Regions from separate parts of the Homo sapiens genome. Here region 1 is linked to region 2. The links are chromatin loops, found by intact Hi-C in ENCODE. Cell type or tissue: GM12878. All regions are shown on one strand.

Region 1 (2,500 bases), 250 kb after region 2:
CCTCACAGATTTAAGTCTTCATTTTTCCTTTATTTTATTCCAATGGGGCATTTGAAAGAAAATAAAGATAGATATGCTTGTTCAAGCCACCATGCTTAATCAAAACTCTAGTAAACTGAACTATTTTAACATAACATAAATTGTTCGGCTATATTTTAATATGGCTAAATATCTAGTCAAGATATTCTTATTTCTTACTACTAAAAGTACTTAAAATTGACAGTAAAAATAACTTGGCCTTTATTACATAAAATTCAAATATTTTTGGTTTGATGTAGAAGTCAGCTGTAACATAGATGCAGGATGGAAATTTTAACTTGATATTAGGCTCCTTTATCACAGGTCTTCTCTTGAATCTAGGAATTCGGTTATTCACACTTGCAATTTCTATATGGTGACATGACTCATCATTTATTTTTACTATAATTAAGTTTTCTGCTGCAACAGAAATATGACTTTTTGTACTCTGAGATGAGCTATTTTATTCTGGAAGGAAAAATAAATTTCACAATAAAAAGCAGATTGACTAATGGTTAATGATAAGTCATGTCATTAAGTATCTCCCAATGTTAAAAATATGTCATGAGTCATGAAATCTAGTAAGCTAAAATAATTACAGAGGAATCCCTGCAACAAAACAGATGATAAACCAAATTTAAAGCAGTTATATATCTGAAGCCCAACCATGTAGAAGAAAATTTAAACCAACAGCCTACAAAGTAAGTATCAATCTTATCATTCTGAAACTTTGTAAAGGAATTACACTAATAAATTTGAGTTAATTTTTTAATTTATATTTTTCTAGCTACATTTTATGTTGTTAAAATGTTTTACTTTTACATGATATATCCAATTTATAAACATCTACATGACAAAAAAAGAAAGTTAAATCAGTCCAAGACATATCAACTGCAGAAAACTAATACAGGGCTCATAGTTATAATTTGTCAATATTTTACTTGCTAAGTTAAAAAGGAGAAAGACAAAAGACTTGCCATCTAATTATTAATTACACAAAAATCTTTCAGGAAAGGAAGTGAAACTTGAGACATCGTTTTTGGAGAACACCTATATTTCCAATACTTCATTTTGCCCATTTCCTCAAATATTCTATAAAGGAAAAAGAACCTTAAACATAAATGTTAATGTAAAAGGTTTCTTGTTACAGTAAAATAACAAAGTGGGGAGATATTGATCAAAAGGTATAAAATTTCAGTTAGACAGGTGGAATAAGTTCAAGAGACACAAGGTGAGTATAATTAATAACAATTTATTGTATACTTGAAAATGTCTAAGAAAGTAGCTTGTATTTTTTTTTTTTTGAGACAGGGTCTCACTCTGTCGCCCAAGCTGGAGTACAGTGGCGCAATCACTGCTCATTGCAGCCTTGACCCCCCAGGCTCCAGCGATCCTCCTGCCTCAGCCTCCCCAGTGGCTGAGATTACAGCTGTACACCACTATGCACTATACCTCGCTAATTTCTTTCTTTCTTTTTTTTTTCTTTTAAGAGATGGGGTTTCACCATGTTGCCTAGGCTAGTCTCGAACTCCTGAACTCAAGCGATCCTCCCATCTCAGCCTCCCAAAGTGTTGAGATTACTCAGCCTCCCAAAGTGTTGAGATTAGTGATTTATAGTGTATAAACATAAATGAGTCACTATTGCTATAACACAGGGCCAGTTTGTGACAAAAAAAAAAGTGTGAGGATACTGGGTTAACATGTAGATTCTGATACCCAAAGGACTATAAATCATGCTGCTATAAAGACACATGAACACGTATGTTTATTGCGGCACTATTCACAATAGCAAAGACTTGGAACCAACCCAAATGTCCAACAATGATAGACTGGATTAAGAAAATGTGGCACATATACACCATGGAATACTATGCAGCCATAAAAAATGATGAGTTCATGTCCTTTGTAGGGACATGGATGAAATTGGAAATCATCATTCTCAGTAAACTATCGCAAGGACAAAAAACCAAACACCTCATGTTCTCACTCATAGATGGGAATTGAACAATGAGAACACATGGACACAGGAAGGGGAACATCACACTCTGGGGACTGTTGCGGGGTGGGGGAAGGGGGGAGGGATAGCATTAGGAGATATACCTAATGCTGAATGACGAGTTAATGGGTGCAGCACACCAGCATGGCACATGTATACATATATAACTAACCTGCACATTGTGCACACGTACCCTAAAACTTAAAGTATAATAATAATTAAAAAAAAAAACATGTAGATTCTGAAGAGGAAAAACTATTTCTGTAAGTGACCCCTTTAAAATGGGATTAACATCTCAGAGCATTTCTGACATCCGAATCAGTTAGCTCAATGTGTCTGCTAAAATTTTGCAGCCTTGGGCACTATAGCTGTTACAAGTAAGTGAAGCTTTATGCTACTGCAATTAATTAGCAGAAAGACACCTAATTATAAACCTCTTAGAATAGCAGGAAGGATTTTAGAGAAATTTAGACCCAAGATGCTTAA
Region 2 (2,500 bases):
GTCTTAGCATATTAGTTTTCAAGCTATAATATATACATCGAAATTCTCAAAATGCTTTTTTTATTCCTCTAGGAATTTGATGAAATAGATTTTTATTCAACAATTAAGATTGCAGTGTATGCATTTTACAAATAAGTTCTCATAGTGTCAATTTACATTTGAATTTCTTTTGAATTTTAAGCCTACTAAATAATTAAGAACAAATATGATAGTTTAATTTAATTTAAAGAACTCTGAACAATTCTCCTACATCTATTGCTCAGGCCAGCCCAAGTCACTCTCTTTACCTACACTCAAAATTAAATGAAACTATAATTTAAAAAATTTCATCTAATAAGTACTCACATACATGACATCTTTTCCTAGTCCTTCAAGCCCCATCAAATAAGTCAATAACTTTTATAATTCTAAAAACAATAGTTCAGTTTAGAATAAAATTATTCCCTTTGCCTCACCCTGAATATTACTTTGCTGTTTCCTTTTTACATATACGACGAATTTCTAAGTGCCAAAAACTTAGTGTACCATGTAATTAATGGGAAAAAAATACTTATTGTACTTGTCAACACCTTCTTATAAACTCTCTTTATATTTCCAAAGCAATTAAGTTATCTTCTGGCAACTCATAAAAAAAAAAAAAAAAGAAAAATCCTAAATAACCTTGGCGGCTTTGCCCTGCTATTATAACAACTAAATTTGTCCTTTTCTTTGATCTTTTCTTACTGTCCATAATTTCTTTATGTCTTTTAAATGAAAATACTTTTATAAAGGTCCCATCTTTACCTAAAAAAAGTGCATAAGAAGATAGAATTCTTCTTCTTTTAACAAATTCTCTTAATTCCATTTCTTCCTGTTTTAAGACCTCCTCCCATCCCCAAAGAAACAAATGTCTACAAAATAAAAATATTCAAACATCCATAGTATTAAGAATTCTATAATTACCAAGCTCTTAAAATCTGAGTCAGTGAAAAACATGATTATTTACAACAAGCCCCAGTTAATCATCTGCTGAACTTGCTAAAGGTACCTCTTTAGTATACTGATTTCCTCTTCTATAATGACGCAAAGCCCGCCAGTTGTACACACAGTTAACAGTAATGCGATAAAAACCCCTGCACAGGAATCACCCGGGGGACTTTCCAAATGCAGATGTTCTCCTTAGCTCTGGAGTGCAGCTTGAGATGCTGCATTTGTACCCATTGCTTAACAGAGCTCCCAGGCAAGGCTCAGACTGCTTGGCTACAGGCCCCACTTCGATGGCAAGAGAATAAACTGCAGTCTTCTTGTTGACATAAATGAGCAATAGATCAACATAAAGTTTTCCTGAACTCTAGATGGATGGCTTTTGATAAGACAAGAAATTATTCTCTTAGATTTGTCACAAAACTGTATTGACATGGCAAATATCTTTTATTTTCTTTGAGCTCTGGCAAAAAGAGGGTCTGTTTTCTAAGAAACTTTTAGCACTGGGGGATAGAAATTGCTTTTAAGTTCAAATTGTGCAGCAATTTACAATTGTACTCATTTTCATAGGCTGAGTAGCGAAGTTCCTTATCTAAAAAAGCCAACAAAACATGTCCTTGTCTAGGAATACATTAGGCATATTTTAGAAGGAAATCTGAAATTTAAAGCACATAGGAAATGGAACAATTGAAATCATCTCTTACTTGCCTACACAGTGCAACTCCATATTTAAACAACCTCCTGCTCTGGTATTAGTTGGTGTTAAACAATCAAGTCAGGAACTGAAATGTCTGAGATTTTATAGCAGTTGTAAGCTAACAAGTAAGCCTCCTACAGTGTCATAGATAAAAGGCAGAAAAAATACAAGCCCTCTGAGTCAGAGACAAAGAGTTTATTACTCATAGCAACAGAGGAGCAGAGTAACATCTTTGTTTGCACAAGCTGCCCAAACCTCAATTCCCACAGGATGACAGGAGGACAGCCAGGGGTCACCTGCATAGGTAGTGAGATGGGTTTCCAGCCAGGAGTCCCAAGATGAGGAAGTCCCTGATCTTATACAGGGGCTTCTGATGGCCCACACTCATCCTCCCCTCCAGAGAGACACAATAGTTTAATTACTCTGCATTGAAAATCTCTTCGGGAGAAGGAGAAATCTCTTTACTATCCTGGAATGCAAATAAATCTGAATAAATTGGCTGTTAATGCTTAGACTTAAATGTGAAAGATTCATAAAGAAATGTCTCCCAACAGTTGGTGGAAAAATGTTGGAAGATGACACTAAATAACAATAATCATCATCATAATACATGATTACAATATATAAGCACTTTACATGTGACATTTCACTTGGTACTCAACAACATTTCAGCAAGTTAAATTATCCTGTCCATTTTTAAGATAAGGAAACTGACAGAAGCCCTAGGTTACTTGTGTAAGGTCATAAAACTAGTAGTTTCCAAAGCTGCACAGTTATTCCTATGCAATTCTACCAGTCCATCTAAGAGACAGGGTTGCCTGTGAAGAATGAGTCAAACCA

Evidence for each region. Hi-C counts contacts between places; a loop is a spot of excess contacts. Peaks named below come from ENCODE experiments on the same cell type or tissue, not always from the same donor. Only the 100,000 strongest peaks of a DNase experiment are listed, where the experiment ranks them.
Region 1: it touches region 2 in a loop (2.3-fold over the local background); 1 of 110 quality-filtered maps calls a loop at or near these places.

The regions. Positions count from the first base shown.
Region 1 is chr7:82,294,033-82,296,532 of GRCh38, forward strand. The region is part of intron 3 of CACNA2D1 (calcium voltage-gated channel auxiliary subunit alpha2delta 1); the gene reads right to left. Among named protein-coding and RNA genes, the nearest start is that of CACNA2D1, 150 kb to the right of the region's middle. In GM12878, no CTCF peak of the experiment used is centred here; no DNase peak of the experiment used is centred here.
Region 2 is chr7:82,048,500-82,050,999 of GRCh38, forward strand. The region is part of intron 10 of CACNA2D1 (calcium voltage-gated channel auxiliary subunit alpha2delta 1); the gene reads right to left. Among named protein-coding and RNA genes, the nearest start is that of CACNA2D1-AS1, 41 kb to the left of the region's middle. In GM12878, no CTCF peak of the experiment used is centred here; DNase peaks (open chromatin) are centred at 1,142 and 1,862.